2 separate regions of the Homo sapiens genome follow, and region 2 is linked to region 1. A link is a loop called in an ENCODE intact Hi-C map of the cell type or tissue named here. Cell type or tissue: HepG2. All regions are shown on one strand. Links, peaks and the distances in the headings refer to the core of each region. The heading gives the core; the rest is flanking DNA. Region 1 overlaps SCFD2 (sec1 family domain containing 2). Region 2 overlaps SCFD2 (sec1 family domain containing 2).

What was found. Peaks named below come from ENCODE experiments on the same cell type or tissue, not always from the same donor. Only the 100,000 strongest peaks of a DNase experiment are listed, where the experiment ranks them.
Region 2: a loop joins it to region 1, with 5 times the contacts of the local background. A loop is called at or near these places in 3 of 110 quality-filtered maps.

What each region holds. Positions count from the first base shown.
Region 1 is chr4:53,182,773-53,192,640 of GRCh38, reverse strand. The region is part of intron 4 of SCFD2 (sec1 family domain containing 2); the gene reads left to right. Among named protein-coding and RNA genes, the nearest start is that of SCFD2, 180 kb to the left of the region's middle. In HepG2, for the core only: no CTCF peak of the experiment used is centred there; a DNase peak (open chromatin) is centred at 4,250; H3K4me3 peaks cover 413 bases.
Region 2 is chr4:53,063,832-53,073,699 of GRCh38, reverse strand. All of the region lies in intron 5 of SCFD2 (sec1 family domain containing 2), which reads left to right. Among named protein-coding and RNA genes, the nearest start is that of SCFD2-AS1, 140 kb to the right of the region's middle. In HepG2, for the core only: no CTCF peak of the experiment used is centred there; a DNase peak (open chromatin) is centred at 4,729.

The sequences.
Region 1 (9,868 bases), core at 1,194-9,193:
TCATACATTGAGTGGGTCAAGAATGGCAATTCGTGGGGTTTTCTTTTGTATCGTTGCCATTTATTGAATAGTTCATGCTTTCCCCTCTGATTTTTTAAATAAACATTTTATTTAGAATACAGTAGTTTATGTTTACAGAAAAGTTGCACAGATAGTACAGAGAGTTCCTATATACCCCTCACTCAGTTTCCCCTAGAAAATTTGATTCTGACCTTGATTTCATGTTACTCTGCAGTAGGATTTAAATCTACGGCAGAAGGAGTTAAGAGTTTAATGAATCAAACAACAGAATGCAGGGAGTTAAGGGTTCATGCTTACAAACGATAAGGAAAGGTACTAGACTATATACAGCAGGACTTTCAACCCTTCCCTGGCCAGGCAGGCAGTAGAAACAAGATGTAAGACAATAGGGAGTCGTGGGGACAGTGGTGAACCTGAAAACAGGTGCCTAGTGTCAAGGGGCAACTACTCTTTAGTTCCTCTTTTTATTAAGCAGTTCAACTTCGGTGTTGCTTAAAGTTGCAGATTTTTAAGAGAAGTCAGCAGTTTGAATTTGTAATGGGAAATTTGTTAATTTTCAAGACACTCTTTTTGCTAAACAAAACATTTGACTCCCAGAGTCCAGAGCTGGGGATTCCTGACATTAAATGTTAATATTACTGTTCCCCTGTTAAGGCATGTGGGGACAGCCAGGGCTAAACTTATCTTTCCATTTACCTAGAGTGGTCTCTACTGGAAAGGAAATCAGGAAAAGAGTGCTCCAGGGACAGGGACTGTTACAAGCAGTAGAAGTGGGACTTTTTGCATCCAGGAAGCCCCTTTCTAATTGGTGCTTTCTGTTTTTCCAATAGACAAACCTTTTTGCAGTCACAAAGTGTGTTCCTATTGTTTTCTATGACAGTTACTTATTTAATTTCTGTAAGAGAACATATAACCAGCCAGGCGCGGTGGCTCACGCCTATAATCCCAGCACTTTGGGAGGCCGAGGCAGGTGGATCACGAGGCCAGGAGTTTAAGACCAGCCTGGCCAAGATGGTGAAACCCCTTCTCTACTAAAAATACAAAAATTAGCTGGGCACGGTGGCATGCACCTGTAATCCCAGCTACTCGGGAGGCTGAGGCAGGAGAATCACTGGAACCGGGGTGGCAGAGGTTGCAGTGAGCGGAGATCGTGCCACTGCACTCCAGCCTGGGTGATAGAGTGAGACTCTATCTCAAAAAAACAAAAAACAAAACCCATATAACCATAATTTATGAATATTTTCACACTTGATTTTTTTGCTAATGAATATCACTCAAATGTTATGTTCGTTTGTTTATTTATTTCTTATTTTTTGAGATAGAGTCTTGCTCTGTTGCCCAGGCTGGAGTACAGTGGCACGATCTCAGCTGCCTCCCAAGTAGCTGGGATTACAGCCACCTGCCACCAGGCCCAGCTAATTTTTCGTATTTTTAGTAGAGATGGGGGTTTCACCATGTTGGCCAGGCTCGTCTTGAACTCCTGACCTCAAGTGACCTGCCCTCCTCAGCCTCCCAAAGTGCTGGGATTACAGGCGTGAGCCACAGCACTCTGCCCTCAAATTTTATATTTAATACTGTTTTAGATCTAAAGCAAAGTAAATGCAACCCTTATACTTTCTGGTTATTGGTGTAGTTTTTTGTGATAACACATTTCATTTCTTAAATAATTTTTATGTCTTAACTTCTGTAATATAAGGGAATATTTTATAGTGATTATGGTTTTAAATATATTTATAGGAATTCTCTAGTTTTAACTTCTGAAGGAGTTCACAGACATAACCTTCTGTAGTTTATTTGATTGGAAAATCTTCATATTTAATTTGAATCAGAGCACTTCATGATTTAGTTGTAGTTCTCTTGTGTTATATTTCTTCGTTCATTTATTCAGCATCTATTATTTCCTTGGCATTGAGGATTCAACAGAGAACAAAAAACAGACTGAAATCTCTGCCTTCATGGAGTTTATCTTTTAGTATGGGAAGACAGATAGACGATGAAGAAAATAAATAAGTGAATCATATATTAGAAAGTATAATGCCGTGGATAAATGCCATGGAATAGGAAGTATTAGAGGTGGAGTAGTTTGCAATTGTAAAAAGGAGGGTCAAGAAGGCCTCACTAAGAAGGTGACATTTGGACAAACACCTGAAAAGGAATAGCCACTTGTATCATCTATTGGCAGAGGTTATAGCAAAAACAAAGGTCCCGAGATGAGAAGTGCCAGGTGTTTTCAAAGAGCAAGGATGCCCATGTGGCTGGAGCACAGCAGGCAAGGAGAACAGCCGAGGTCAAACAGAGCCTGTAGGGCCTTGTAGACCATGATAAGGACACATACACAAAACACACACGCCAACATCTGTCTATGCTACAGTTTCAGAGCTGTTTCTCAGTAGTCAAGTAGAAGATGCCAGTGATTGGGGATTATTTTTCATTATTAAAGTATTTTGTGCCTGTTGAAGATAAGGCTAAGGAGAAGATGAGGAGATACATTGACTGTTTCAGGAGGGATTCAGATCAGTTAAATATTGGAATGTGACTCCAGATTATCTGGTTTCCAATATAGAGTTAGACCTTTCTGTGTATTTTCATATCATGTTACTGATATCTTTATTATAGCATTCATGTTATTGTTTAGTTTGTATTGAAAATAAGTCCCAAAAGATTAGTTAATTCACGTATTCATTTTTCAGCAAAAATTTATTGGGTGATGTTGTGTTCTAGGCACTGGGTTAGGCTTTGGAGTAAGCAGTGATATACACTTAAGGATGTAGCCAATATTCTGGTGATGTATTCTAGTACAATGACAGTCACACAGATCTGCTTGGAGGTAGCATAGAGTAACCTCCTCCAGTCTATTTTGTGTGTGTCTAAAAGCAATTTAGGTAGTGCTATGCACTGAATGTTTGTGTCTCTTCCAAATCCCTATGTTGAAGCCCTAAGCTCCAATGTGATGGTATTTGGAGGTGGGGCCTTTGAGAGGTAATTAAGTTTAGATGAGGTCATGAGGGTGGGGTCCTTATAATGGGATTAGTACCCTTATAAGAAGAAATTAGAGAATTCCTCCCTTACTGCTCTCTCAGGCCCCGCCATGCAAGGATACAGCCAAGAAGGAAGCGAAGTTTGCAAGCTAAGAAATGTCTTGTTTAAGCTACCCAGTCCATGATATTTTGTTATAGTAACCCATGCTGACCAAGACAGGTAGATCAACTGGGGAGGGAAGGGACAACCATCTAACTTTCCTTTCCCCCATATTTATTGTCTCCTTTTAGTCTCATGTGACAGAATCTAAATCAGATGGTGATGAATAGCTTCAGGCATGTTTGGATCCAGCTTTTAAAAATAGTTTATCAGGAATCTGTTTTTCTTTGTTTTTTAATCCTACTCACTTTTTTACTGTTTTGTTTTTAGATATCCTCTTTCCAAGTGATGGCAAAGCTGTGCCCAACAGCAATAGCTTACATTCTTTCAGCATGAAACTCCAGCAAAAGGAACGTGCTTCTTTCCCAGGAGCTTAGAGAAAAGTTTTAAGGCTGATAATTCTTGTCACCAGTGGGACTAGCTTGGGCTATGTGCTTGATGAATATTTATTCTGTCTAGGGGAATGAATACATTGCATGAGCATTCCTGAGTTACCTGTCAGTTCCTGAAGTTTGGAAATGGAGGTGATCATATGAACCAAAATGGGAGAGTCCCCTAAATAAAAACTGGGTGCTATTATTCAGAGAAGGGGCAATGGATGCTGGGCAGGAAAAAAACAAGTGAGCACTGCATTTGGGATAGACTGGATAGACAATTTAAACAGTTATGTACTTAGACCTCCCCGCCCTTTTTTCTAGCATTTTGTGTTCAAGATTTATCTTACTAGATGGAATTAAGAATTTTCAACTAGGTCTATTCTCTCATTGGTTTTGAAAAGGCATGAGTTAATAGATTGCTTTCAATACTGTAATACCATGGCTTTCACTACTGTTTACTTTGGGAATCTTTGGTAACAGTCGTTAAGAATGAATGAACGTGCAATCTAGTTACATAGTGATGTGCCTGCTCCTTCCTTGCCATGTAGGGAGGATGGGGCTAAATATATTTGTATTCAGACTGGCTCCCTTATGAAGTTGGCCCTTTCGTAGATTTATTATGAAGTTGGAAAGCCACTAAACACACACACACACACACACACACACACACACACACACACACACACCAGTTTTGAAGTGTGAGGACTTTGTCCTCTAGCCTATTTTCAAAGTGGTTGAACTATTGTTCCCTTAGCTGTAACCAAGCATTTGAACTGTCAGGCAAAAGGTTTCTTTAAATTTGCAGAAAGCAATGAGTTACAGCGTGGGTAAACACAGATTGGAAGTGTTTCTACAACTATAACCATACAGATCACTAAATCTTCCATAATTAATGTTTGCTTTGCTTTTTCTTTTTGCTGCTGAGTAAGCATGAGATTAAGGTTTTAGCTTTATCCAGTACTGCTTAGTTATTTGTCTTTTTTTCTATTGCCATTTAACCATTAAGCATAGGATGTTCCCTTGAGTTGTTTTTTGTATTTGATTGAATTTTTCTGCTAAACTGCTTGAGCTGTTTCTGTACCAATAGAACCTGTGGGCTGAAGCTCATTACTGTATGACTTTTATAAGGAGCACAGTGCAGCCACAATTAAAGATATATTCTACCTGAACAATGGGCAAGAATATCTCTTGATGTTTAATTTTTCCTTTTGGAAAGATAATTTTTATTTTGTTAATTATGAAGATATGTTTATCATAAAGAATTTAGAAAATGTTATGGTTTTCCAAAGTCATCTATAATTTTATTACCTGGAGATAATCAGTGTTAGCATTTTGATATCTTTCCTTTCAGATCTTTCTTGTGTGTGTATATACACACACTCATACCTACACACATTTTGTTATTGTTGTTGTTTTAATGAAAATGGGACCATATAATAAGCTGTTATATCATATTTGTTTCATTTATGGCATTAAGTATCTCCCACAAGATCACAGCAGTCAGTTTTGTAAAGGTATTTAGTTTACTAACTAGTCTCATTGTTAGATCACTAGGTTATGTCTAGTTTTTCACTCTTATAAACAAGGCTGCAGTTTACATCTTTGTGCATATCAGTGATTATTTCCTTGGTATAAATGCCTCAATTTCCTAGGTCATAACATATGTACTTTTTTCTTTTTTTAGATTTTTATGGATGTATAATAATTATGCATTTTTAGGAAGGTATGCACATTTTAAGGCTTTTGATGGTTATTGGCAAAGTGCCCTCAGAAATATGCCAATTTAAGCTTTCCACAAGACTCTCTATGCTGTCCATTGCTTCACAGCATTGTCAATATTGCTGATTTAATAAGAAGAAAAATTTAATGAATACTTTCTAATTTCTTAAATAAGGTGTGTTTTCTCATGTTTTTCTCATTTGTATATATTAATGTTTTGTGAAATGCTGAGCTCGGCTTTCCTTTCTTTTCTACTGGAGTTTTAATCTTATTAATTTGTACAAGCTTTTCATGTATTTATGACAGTAATTTTTTTTTCTGTTTGTCATTTGATACTGATTGACTTGATTGATACTTTTATAGCATAAATGCTTTTTTCTTTTTACAGTCAACTCTATCTTTTCCTTAATTGGTTTGTTTTGAAATGTTTATGGAAGACATTATGTCATGCGTTGTGTTGAGAGCCTGATAGTCATTATCTCCTTCATTCCACTGTGCAACCGTGTAAGTCAGATATTGTCATCATCCCCATTTTACGGTTGAATAAACTGACTCTACAAACAGCAAATTGGGAATCAAAACCATGTAGCCTAACTCAGAGCTGGCTCCCTTGAACATTTATTTAATTCTTCTCTTGCTTGATTTTGCTCTTGGTGTCCTATTTAGGCCTTCTACCTCTAAAGATTTTGTAACCATTCACCTGTATTTTCTTTCAGTATAATTATGGTTTAATGTTTACCTAATATTTAAATGTTTTATCTCATGATCTCTGGGATCTCTTTTGTTCTGTCATCTGCAGAAACAGAATAACTGCTTGTTGCTTTTTATTCATGACTCTTTCTTTGTTTTTAGAGCTGCTGCTAAATTCCTTTCTTCCTTTTTTCCCATATTAATGCTAGTATAAGTAAGTTCAACAAACATTTTCTGGACATGTTCTTCGTGCAAGAATCTCTGCCAAGCATTGTAGGAATACAAAAGTGAGTAAGACAGAGTCTGCCTCCCCAGAAACTTGTGATGTAATGACAAGAAAGAGAAGCATTCATAAAGAGCTTTAGGGGGAACTATGGTAAGTCCCGTAAGAGATACACATAATATAGTGGGAAAAGGGGGAGGTAGAATATAATATGAATTGGGAAATAATTAAGGAAGGATTTGTGAGGAAGTGAAATTTAAACCAGATCTTGAAGGGTGGGAAAGACTCAGACTCTAAAACTGGGATAATAATAGCACCATCTTATAGGACTGTCATAAAGATCAAGTGAGTTCATACATGTGAAGCGTGTGAGACACTACCTGGCATGCAGTCAAGACCTAAGTCAATGTTAAGCACTGTTTTCATGATCACAACTTGAACAAAAGTTAGAAAAGTGCTGACTGTAGAATAAGGCCTACCCTGTAGATTTTTACTTACGAAGCAGAATATCCCTTTGATTTTTTTGTGTTAGTAGTTGCTGAATTGTACATTTCACTGTTTTCACAAAGTTATCCATGTTGCATCTCAAGGAGGGCAGGATATTTCTGAAGGAAAATAAATTTAATTAACTTGGAGCCAGTTTTATTAACTTTTATATATTATGCTTTTATTTTGAAAATTGTTCATTGGCTACTAATTAACCTTAGAAAGAGGTTTAAGAGAGTCTGAGAGCCTTAGTTAAAGATTGTAATCACAGTTAAATTTAAATATCTTCAAACAGTGATATATATGTTATGGGTATGCCTTTTATTACTCTTGGTAACTTAATAGAGTAATTCCAGCTTAATTTAGATAATAAAAAGAGTTTTAAAAAATTATATTTGATACTTTTGCTGTTTTGGGGACTTGCAGGTTTCTCTTGGTTGCTGGTAGGACCCTGCCAGGGAACAACAGTCAACATGAGAGACTAGGAAGCAGGAAGCTTGGAGTCTACAATAGAATTTTAAGAGCAGCACTATATAGCATAATGGAGTGCCACTTGAAATGAAATAAATGCGTTATAATTATTATTATAATTCAAAGCAGCTAAGAGTTACTTACTTCTGTAATATATCTAAAATGTTAGTTTCCTATTCAGAGCAGCATTTTCAAGGGTGCCATTCTTGGTTTCCTGGTGCCAAGTATTATTTTCGATTAAAATTGCCATGGTTTACTACAACCTAAGGGCATGAGATAAGGTGTTTTGTGATTATGGTTGCTATACAGTTTACTTATCATAAATTTAATATCACAAAGGATTATCATTTCAAAAGAATTTTGTTACTCTCTATATTTCTCTTTGGATTGCAGGTTCCACTGTGTCAGCCCCTGTAGCCTGAATTAAGTGAAGAATATTTTTCTCTCTTATCAGTCTATAATGTTGAGAGTCAATTAGCTATTGGTAATGTTCACTGGCTTCTATTTAGGGAGAGTATTTTTATATTTTATTTGTTTTTTTCTAAATGCTTTTTCCCTCTAGCAAAGAGATGCATCAAATTCATCACAACAAATCCATCTACAAAGAGAATGCTTGCTCACCAGGAAAGTTAATCTCTTGTAGCTGGTAGAAAGATTGTTTCATGGGCCCGCAGGGTATATTAGAGCAAGTAAGAAGTTTCCAAGCTTCTACAAAGCCTCATGATAACAAACAAGAGTAGTTCTTTTTGCATAGCACTATTGATACTTGACATGAAGTAAACAGTAAGTGAGGGATTGATGAGTTGAGTTCCCTATTGCCAACAGCTTGCTTAAGAGTGGTTCACCAGCCATCTCAAAAGGCCTTTGGACAAACAGAGTAGATATTAGTTAAATTTGCTAGGATATATCTTATGCTTTTCTAATAAATGGACCCTAAAATACAGTAGATATAAGCAAGATAGAAATTTTATTCTTTCTCATGTAAAAATCTCCATCAGTGGTCTAGAGCTGGCAATGCAATTTCTTGGTATGAGGGTTCCAGTTACTGTTGTTCTGCTGTCTATACTATATCCATTTTGTGGTCCGAAATAGCTGTTTTAGCTCTTGAAATTATTTCCTGATTCCAGAGATCAAAGATAGAAACAGAAAGGAACAGATGGGTAGAGTATGTTCCCTTTAAGGTGATGACCCAGAAATTGTAATTTCACTACATCTCCCACCCTCCCATTGGCAAGATCTCACTTCCAGGACCACATCTAGTTGCAAGGACTGGTGGGAAATGTGGTCTTTTTCCCTAGGTAACCATGTGCCAAGCTAAACGGGTGGTTATGTTACTAAATGATGTAAGGAAAATTGAATATTTGGGCACAAGAAACAATCTCCAATACAATGGCCTTTACCACTAGTTATAGTACGGAAAGTCAGTGACATAAATTACATTTTTAAATGGGATATTTTTCTAGGAGTAGGTTACGTTATCTAGCTAATTTTGTAGTCTCTGAAAGGCATTTGTTGTATTAGGCAATGCTGATGAAACTGGCTACATCATCATCCTTGCTTGGATTAACTGTTGTATGTGCTTGCTCAGATTAACTGTTCTGTGTGTCATTGTTATGCAGATATGAAGCCAAGAACATGCAGCCTGTTATATGTTCAGGACACTTTTGAATGAAGAAATGAAAGCTAGTACAACTTTGTTCTAAAAGGTGTTTCTTTATAACTGTTAAGTAGTTTCCATCATCCTAGTAGCCAAAATGTAAGAAAGATGGAAGATTTCATAAGGGTTCCAAAGTTTAGGCATGTTCTTATTTTAATCCTGTTAAATGTTAGTTTTCATTTCTTTTTTTTTTTAATTTTATTATTATTATACTTTAAGTTTTAGGGTACATGTGCACAACGTGCAGGTCTGTTACATATGTATACATGTGCCATGTTGGTGTGCTGCACCCATTAACTCGCCATTTAGTATTAGGTATATCTCCTAATGCTATCCCTCCCCACTCCCCCACCCCACAACAGTCCCTGGTGTGTGATGTTCCCCTTCCTGTGTCCATGTGTTCTCATTGTTCAGTTCCCACCTATGAGTGAGAACATGCGGTGTTTGGTTTTTTTGTCCTTGCGATAGTTTGCTGAGGATGATGGTTTCCAGCTTCATCCATGTCCCTACAAAGGACATGAACTCATCATTTTTTATGGCTGCATAGTATTCCATGGTATATATGTGCCACATTTTCATAATCCGGTCTATTGTTGTTGGACATTTAGGTTGGTTCCAAGTCTTTCCTATTGTGAATAGTGCCGATATAAACATACGTGTGCGTGTGTCTTTATAGCAGCATGATTTATAATCCTTTCGGTATATACCCAGTAATGGGATGGCTGGGTCAAATGGTATTTCTAGTTCTAGATCCCTGAGGAATCGCCACACTGACTTCCACAATGGCTGAACTAGTTTACAGGCTCACCAACAGTGTAAAAGTGTTCCTATTTCTCCACATCCTCTCCAGCACCTGTTGTTTCCTGACTTTTTAATGATCGCCATTCTAACTGGGGTGTGATGGTATCTCATTGTGGTTTTGATTTGCATTCTCTGATGGCCAGTGGTGATGAGCATTTTTTCATGTGTTTTTTGGCTGCATTAATGTCTTCTTTTGAAAAGTGTCTGTTCATATCCTTGGCCCACTTTTTGATGGGGTTGTTTTTTTTTTCTTGTAAATTTGTTTGAGTTCATTGTAGATTCTGG
Region 2 (9,868 bases), core at 969-8,968, 120 kb after region 1:
GCAGTGGTCTGGAACCAAACCCACAGTATCTCTGAAGTATGTCTGTACGTCATTATGCCCACTCATGTCTGCAGATCTTTTGGCAGGGAAACTAAAGTCTTCCACCTTTTCTTTTCAGCATCTTGATCTCATTTTCAGAGGATAGTCCAAATGCAGTGTTGAGAGGGTCAACAGGGCTTGGAATGTTTGGTATGCTAGCCACATTCAGGTGGTATTTACTGCTGGGGGCAAAAATGGTTCAGGTAAATTATAGGGACTCGATCAACTGTATTGGGCTTGTAAAATTAGCTTTATCCAAGCAATAGAAAGTGAAAAAGTTTCAAAGCCTTGTGCATTTCCAGAGGGAAAAATAACACATACAATCATCCCTCAGGAATTGGTTCCAGGACCTTCTATGGATACCAAAATTTGTGGATGCTCAAGTTCCTTACATAAAATGGCATAGTGTTAGCATATAACCCATGCACATCCTCCTGTATTCTTTAAATCATCTCTAGATTACTTATAATACCTAATATAATTAGGTATTATATGTAACCTAATTAGGAAATATAATTAGGAAAATGCTATATAAATAGTTAAACTATATGATTTGGGGAATAGCAAGGAAAAAAAGTATGTACATGTTCAGTACAGACACTATTTTTTGGAATATTTTTGTGCTGCAGTTGTTTGAATCCATAGTTGCAGAACCCATCAATGGTGGTTTAATTAGAAGAAGACTGAGTCTAATCAAAGGACATAAAAGTGAGGGTAGCCCTGGACATCTCAGGGACTAATGAAGCGACATCACTGTCTGGGGTAAATACCTGAGATTCATTGTCTTGTGGCCACAGAAAACTAGGATGCGGACACACAAGGAGTGAGTTTAGGAGTGGGAGTTTACTAGGTGAAAGAAAGAGAAGAGCTCTCTTGCTACAGAGAAGGGTCCCAGGGAAATCGGTTGCCACTTCCACGGTGAAATGCAGTGAGTTTTACAGATGAGGTTGAGGAAGCGGTGTCTGATTTACATAGGGTGCAAAAGATTGGTTGGACCAGGTGTGTCATTTGCATAGGGCACAAAAAACTAGTTAGGACTAGGTGTGCTGTTTGAATAAGGTGTGAAAACCTGGCTTTCCCCCCCCTAATCTTTTATTATTCTCTGGGTTCTTTGCCTGGTTGGTGCCATGTTGCCTGTTTCTTCACTGTACACGGGGTGACAAAGAAAGGGAAGATGGAGCCTCCAGGTTGAACATACTTGAACCCCAGGTAGCCCGTTTCTGTTGGCACAGCTGCTAACCTTCACCTGTGCAAGCTTCCAGGTTGCTTATCTATGTCTGCAGCTCGATATTTCAGGCTGTTCTTTGTTAAAAAAGAAATAATTTGGGGCTGCTGTTTGTTAAAAGGGAAATTCTGCTGAGGACTCTTTTATCCTCACTATCTGCCTGAATAAGTTATTTCTAGCTCCTGTATCACTAACACCAGAGCCTGGATTGCTAACAGTACCCTTTCTCTCTCCATCTTTGTCTCTCATCTGGGCCTCTTCTTAGGTGTAGGTGATGATCTGTTGCACATGAGATTTTCTTTAAGTATCTGAGATTCTGGACTCATATCATCCACCAGAGAAGCAATTTTGTCCCACCAGCTCTAGTTGTAAAGTTGTTATGGAAGCACGTGGGGTATACACCACTGAAGGTATAATAGGATCTGTCACCAGAAGAAAGGGTGGTGGTGGTAGTGAAGCATTGCACATTAAACAAGGACTGTTTGGCCTTCTGTATTTTAAATAATTATGTGCAAATTATATTACTATCTGGTATCAAAAAGTAGAAACAATTTTATTAAAATAAAGCTTTTATAATATCTAAAATGTTTCTAGTTATATGGAATAAAATCCCCCTTTTAGAATATAATTCTTACATTTAAGTCGCATACATTTGCCTTTCTTACATGTTTTTTAAGAATGATTTTTTATTTTATTTTTTTTACAAAACTGGAGGATACCTGTACATGTACTACAGTCATTGGAATAGTGATAAGACCATGGGATTTAGAATCATTCACATTGGTTATAATTTTTACTGCATTATTAACTTTTGGCAAGATAACATGCCTTGAGCCTCAGGATTTTTTTGTTTGTTTCTTAATAAACAGATGGGATTAAAAATGATATTTATTTCTGTGATGATTGTGAAGATTAAGAAAGATAATGGATGTGAAGAAAAATTTGTTAATTACAAAGTACAAACATTAAGTGGTTATCCTTTTATATATATTTCTAAAGTGATATTCTTAATTTGGGGTCCATGGACCACCTCCCTCCAAAAAATTATATGTAACCTTGTATGTGTTTATACCTGTATCACCTAATATTAGGCTCAGCTGTGAGTGACAGAACACCTACAAGGAACTGTGGCTTAATAAAATATAAGTTCATTTCCCTCTCTAATGTACAGACTCCAGAGAAAATTCATCCAGGATGCGTACGATAATTCCATAATCATCAAGGACTGAAGCTCCTCCTCTCTTGCTGTTTTACTTCACTAAGCCTATGGCTTCCTTCTCATAGTTCAGCATGACAGCTCAAGCTCCAACTTGTCATATCTACATTCGAGCCAACAATAAAGATGAAGTGGAGGAGGGAGTGAAAGAAGGCCATGCTACTGACCTTTAAGGACACTCTTTAGAAGTTGAATATGACACTTATGCTTATATCTCATTGGCCAAAACTTAGTCACATGGCACATCTAGCTAACAGAGCAACTAGGAAACATAGTCTTTATTCTCAGAGTTTCATTAGTAAGCAAGAAAGAAGAGCGCCTAATGGGAGAGTGTTCTATGTCTATAAAATATGGGTATATATTTTTATAGAGAGAAAAGGAATCTATGACTTTCATCAGAATCTCAAAGAGATGTATTTTAATGTATAAACCTAAGAAAACAGTGTTTCAAAGTGGAATCAGGCGTTTTATTCTGTAAACCTATAGAGTAAAGCATCTTTCTAGATCATCTTCTACCTGTGCTGTGAACAGAAAAGTAGGACATAATCAGCCAACCAGTAAATGCAGATTTGGTGCTATTATGTACACAGCACAGACACCAGTTGATAATGTTTATCATTTTAATTTGCTCTCTTAAATCAATCACTTTACACATCATAAGTCAATGACTTATTTCTTATGCATCTACTTATGATCTATTACTTAAATGATTCCTAAACAATTTAAAATTTATCTACCCTTTTCCTTCATCATTTTGGATACAAATTAAGATTCTTTTTGAGAATTAAAAATTAACTTTCGCTTTTCATAATTAATTTAATTTCAATTTAATGAAGCCTAGTGAACATCTTTTTTAGTTTAATTGAATTTCTGCTTTAATGCTTTTGCTTTGTACAATCATCTGATCTTTTAATTTTTACCTAGTTTTAAGTAGCACATGTTGAACAACACATAAAATGTCAAAAATCCTAATTTAATTCATTTCAAAAGTCAACAACTGATAAAACCAACTCTAAGAAAGCAAGCTGTTTTTAGACATTTTAGTGGTCTTATTTTTGTTTTTATTGTGCATAGTTTTCTTTGCTGATGCAGAAATTTGTAGCTATAAGTGGTTGGTTTCTTTATTTTAATTAATGACTAGTAAGAAGTTTCTCTCTTTGGAAGAAAGCCAGATGTCAACATTGAAACACACGACCCCTTCCCTCAAAATGGTCTTACTAATTTAATTGTCAACATAAAAAATATGTCAGGACTTTAAAAAATATTAAAAATAGTTAATTATGAAGCTATAAAAATATCGATTGATACAGAAAGATGTATATGTATATTATTAAAGTGGAAGGAAGGTTACAAAGCCAGAATGTCTAATATAGTTTTTAAAATATTTAAGTGTCAGGGAGAAAACAATCTCTAACAATACACACCAGTTATCCAACTGAATAGTAGCAGCTATTTTGGGATGATGGGATTAAAGGTGATTTTTACTGTCTAGAGCTTCTTTTCTATATTGTATAGATTTTTTATAGTACCATGTTGCATTACTTTTATTACTGGGGGAAAAAACAAACTGGCACATTTTTCCATTTTGGAGACAAGTTATAAGAAAATTGATAAACAAAAGTAGCATTCTTTCTTTTTTCCACCACAGAGTTCTATCATCTAAAAATCAAAGAGCCACCTCGAAAGTAAAATTGTATACCCCATGACTGACTACTGTGATTTTGAAGCATAGCATTTAGGAGATTTCACAGGAAATTTGAAATTTTGCTGCTTTTGCTGATGAAGTCTGTATGCAGCCCATGGTGGGCTGAATTGCAATATCTACACTGAATTCCAATCAGATATGAAAATGTAGTAAATTAATGTGAATTAGAATTGCAGTCTCCTGAATATCCTTCCCTTCAGAGTCGTGGACTCATTCATAATGAGGATGTGTGTGTGTTACTTACTTATCCCAAGGTGTGAGATTAGCAGATGACTGCTGGGCAAATCAGTAAAGCTTTTGTGCACTGTGAAGGCAAGAATAAACCAGCTATTTTAACCCAAGCCCAGGCATTCCCTTCTCTGGATTCCCTAGCGGATCCTTCAGCTGAATCTGAGCCTTAAAAATAAAGCCACTTTCTATGCCTCTCTGTGCATACTGAGAATCCTGCCAAAGCCTTCTATGAGGTATCTGTGAATTTACCCTGGGAGAATACCACAGAGTGTCCCTGGCTTCCTGTTCTAAATGACCCACTCCAATGACACATTGTAATATTACTTAAGGTAGGGAGAATGAGCTGCCAAAACCCATTTATCACTTTGCTGGCCTTGGACTGTGCACATCCGTCTAAAGTTAAACAAGGGTCATTTTATCTGATGTTTCACTGCAGGGTTTTCCACCCCTACAAAGTACTGTTTTTTAAATATATGTAAAAGAATGAATTGGGGAAGATAGATGCTTGAAATTTTACAAATAAATATTGAATGTCCAAAGCTAGGAGACATTGGTTAAATAAAGTATGGTTATTCATAAAATGGAATATTATGCTGCCTTTAAAAATAAGGCTGAAGAATACTTAATAAAGTACAAATATGGCCAGGATATTCTATTATATGGATAATTATCATCTAATCAAAATAATATGCAGAATATTTGGTTACTATGTAGAATATTAAAAATTAAAAATATATACACAGGAAAAAGTATTGAAAGGTATGCACCAACACATTTTTGTAGTTACCTTTGAGTACAAAGACTAGGTCTGAATTTTCCTCTCTATCTTATTCTCCCTCTCTCCTTCATCAATACTAAATTTTCTTTCAAAATAAACTAAACATGAAGTCATTTAAATAAGTTAACTGGTGCTAATGCTTATCTAAAATAGAAAAATTGCCAATTGATTTGAAACAAGAGGAACAGATTTTGGAACATTTTATTTCTGACAGTTAAATTTATGTATATTTTAAACAGACTCTTTAGAAACTGTGGAGTGGGTCAGGGTGATGGTATAGAGGAACTCTGTGCTTTCTTCTTAATATTTCTGTAAACCTAAATCTCTAAAAATATCTATGAAAATTTTGAAAGACCCTTTACATTTTCACTAGTTGGCCATCTTTTATTGTCTCATGATCACAGGTGATGTCAGTTAACATGTTATGTTAACATTTGAGTTTTAATAAGTCATAAGGGCAGTGCTTATAAGCAAGATGATTCTGTCTATAGTCTGGAAAGAAGCAAGGACTTGCTAAGAACTCTGAACTCTGTTGTATCTGGTATTATAGATTTCTTTTCTGGCTGGCTCCTCCTAGCCTCTTGAACCCCAAACTCTATCAGCCTTCATCTCTCGCCTAGTCATAGACCAGGCAGACTATTCACCTGCTAGATTCCTGTATTTGCTGGTTATAACCTCTGTTCTCAGAGCCTTTGTTGTGTTCAACACTGTATTAGTCTGTTCTCATGCTGCTAATAAAGACATACCCAAGAAACAAAAGAGGTTTAATTGACTCACAGTTCAGCATGGCTGAGGAGGTCTCAGGAAACTTACAATCATGGCAGAAGGGGAAGCAAACATGTCCTTCTTCACATGACAGCAGGTGAGAGAAGAATGAAACCAAGAGAAGGGGGAAGTCCCTTATAAAACCATCAGATATCATGAGAAATTACTCACTATCCACAAGAACAACATGGGCAAAACCGTCCCATGATTCAGTTATCTCCACCTAGTCCCACCCTTGACACATGGGGATTATTACACTTCAAGGTGAGATTTGGGTGGGGACACAGAGCCGAACCATATTAAATGCACATACCCATTCTGAAAGGCTGCCACAGTGACATCACAGCCACTCTTTTGGTGTGATCTTGACCCCAGAGAGCCTTGATTGAAATGTATGTTTGAGTACTAACCACATTCCCCAAAAGAAAGGTGTGAGGCCCAGGATGAGTAAAGCATGTTTGAAATGAGTACAGGCACTACAAGGCCATGATACACAGGGTTGAGATCTCCATCCCAATCCTGTACATTTTGCTCCATGGTCCCTATAGCAGGAGGCTACAGGGAGAAAGAAGATAAAAAGTAGAAGGAAACCAAGTAAGATTAGTGGAGGAGGTAGCATTCTACTTTGTTTGACCTGAAGTAGAATGCTAGTTATCATTACCTAACCAACCAGTAGTAACTGGCTAACCAATTAACTATAATTATTTTTCCTCTGCCTTTCATCTCTCCATAAACAAGCATAAGTGCATGCCCAGCTCTGTGCTAGGTTCTAGGGTTTTAATGGCAGGAATGAGCATCATCAGCCCCTTTTCCTCATGAGGCCTGCATTCTAATGGGAGAGCATGGATTGAATAACTGCTACGTATAAAAATGTAAAGTTGCTGCTGTGACAAGTGCTGTGGAGGAGAGGAAATAACATATCTCCACATATTATGGAGAGGGTTTGAATCTAAGGAGTCAGGAAAGACATCCCCAGGGAAATAACACTTCAGCTGACATCTGAAGGATGAGTTGGCGTGAAATAGGCAGGGAAAGTGAAAGGTTTTCTAGGCAGATGGAACAGAATGTGCTAAAACTCTAATATTGTTGGTTGGGTGGGGGCCCAGATCACTAAAAAAAGCCTTCAGTTTTTAATGTTACAACTCCCAAACACCTCATAGGACCCATACAGGTGCAAGTGAATGTTCTGCTGGACCTATAATATTTATTTTTTGTATGTTTTGTTTCACCATAAAATCTGTTTTTACAGCTGTACTTTTTGGTACAGAATTTGAACACATACCATAAAACAATCACAAGGAAAGAGCACATACATTGACTGTTCTGATTTTGATTGCTAAGTGGCTACTGTCACCCAGCAGTTATTTTGTCACCTTGGTAACTATGAAATAAGGACCAAAGGTCAGGCTCTCAAATTTACATTGCCTTAGTAACATGATTCTTGTACAGTTTTTAATTTCGCTTAATGTTACAGGTTTGATTTTATATGCAAGCCAAAGTAGATTGAGCCTTGCCCACAAGTTGTTTTCTTTGTAACTTTTTGATAAGGTAAAGAGTTTTGTCAAGCACTGTTTTTAATACTTGAATTTAGAGAACTTCAAAGACAATTAGTCCTGGTCAGAACATTCATCTGTGATTATTTTCACGGTGAAATTGTAGTATTAAGTCTCCTGATGTTAGGGGAATCATTTTACTTCAAAGCGTAGTTCCAGAATATTCTTTCTGGTCTTGCCACAAGTTCATATTCCTTAAAGTTTTATTCTTATAAGAGCTGTTCAGTGAATACAGTAGTGAGAAAATGGATGAAAAGCATGTGGTATTTTTATTTAAGGGCTCAGTTGATCATTTTCTTTTTTAAACCTCAGTCAGCAATCTTACTTATTTCTCCAAAATAAGAGTTTGTACTGTGCATGTGTTAAAACTGTTGAAAAATGACAAATACATAGTATGGTAGTGGAATGGCATCAGGAAGCACTATGTGTATTTAATTTTTTAAGTTAAAAAAGCCAAACTCTTATTTTGATAAGATATGGTAACAGAAACCAAATGGGAAAAAAATTATCATTTTTTTATAAGATAAAACTTTCGGAATAGAATAGTAATGCTCTTGAATAATGTTGACCTAAAAGATACTATGACATACTTTGAAGTGTGATATTATTAATATTAAAACAGAATAACAATTAATGTCTTTATGACCACAGTTTAAGAAAAATAACAAATTCTTTTAGGTGAACCAGAGTGTTACTGGCGGTTTGCTATGCTAGTTTCTCAGCAGGATTTCAGAGATTTTCCTTGCTTTCTCCTAATCTGACATCTGACTTATTATTTGTATTGTAAGTGTTCTTACAGTAGAAGTATTCATTTTCTTTCCAGATTTCCTTTCATATTTAGACTAAAGTTTGTCTCTGTTATCCTTTCCCCCAGGCTACTTCCCTGGTCTGTATCCTTGAAGTAATTTATATATGGTATAAATATTCTTAACTCATAAGCCATATTGAATTTATTGTGCTAACTGCCATAAGTGATCTATGACCGCTGCTAGTTATATGCCTGTCATTTGTGCAGTTATTATTCTACTGAGATGATCTGCTGAAAGTTTTCCTGCCACTCTCAAGGTATCTGCTGTCATGACTGGAGTTCTTTCCTGTCTACTTTCTATATTTTTCTGATTAAATTTTTTTGCCTTGTATAACTACTGGAAAAACTTTGGCTCTTTTCTAAAAAGCAACATGCTTTCAAAAATAAAGCACACATTCTGGTGAAAAACTATAGATGTCCCAAGAGAAAATATTAAGAACGTGATTAATTAAAAGTCATAATTGATTGAGTACTTTCTACATGCCAGACACTGAGCTAGGTACTTTACATGTATTATCTCATGGAACCCTATGAAGTCACTGCCTTTTTATGCCTGTTTTTTCAGATGAGGAAGCTGAAGCTCAAGTAAGTTAAGAAACTTGTCCAGAGTGTTATAAATTGGTGGAGCTGGAATTCAGACCTCATAAGGAGATATTTTAAGACTGTGATTGTTTAAGACAAATAATGTCACACTTATTTGCCTTAGGGTACCTCTGAAAGTGAGCTTATTCAATAACAGAGCCTTTCCCCTCAACCACTATGTCTTACTGTTTCTTCTCCTCTTTTAAACACCTTCAGTGATCTAGGACTGTTACTTGGATTGTCCTCAGAGTTTCCAAGAGATTGGTATTGAAAGTAAGTAATGCTGCCTGTAGTTTTGAAAATGAGGCATAATGGGCTCTATCGTGTCTTCAGGACAGTTACCCAAGTAATAAGTCTCCACCCTTCCATTTCCAATTGCCTAAAGGTCATTTGCATTACAGGATATTGTTAGACATTTCTTTAAATGGCAGTCTATTGCATTCAAGTATTTAATCAAAATGGTATGTGTTGGTGGACATACAGATGGGAAGAATAGACGCTGGGGACTACTAGAGGGGGAGGGTGGAAGGAGAGCAAGGGTTAAAAGACTACTGGGCGCTATGCTTACTACCTGGGTGAGGGGATCACTTGTACCCCAAACCTCAGCATCATGCAACATACCCATGTAACAAACCTGCACATGTACCCTTTGAATCTAAAATAAAAGTTGAAATAAAAGATAAATTAAAAAGAAAACAACATTTTTAGAAAATGGATGTGTTGGGAGCTATTACCAAGAAAAAATGAAGGTAAATCTGAGATAATACTGATATTTTATATAAAAAGGAAGGAAAGAAAGAAGGAAGGGAAGGAGAGAGGGAGGGAAGGTGGAGACTGCAATTTGCCTCAAAATTAGCTACAAATGATAGTAAATCCGGGCTAGACAGTTGATGCCTTGAGCTTAGCTAGAAAAAAAATTCTGATAAGCATAGACTCTGCCAGTGGTACCCTCTTCCAAGAACTGTT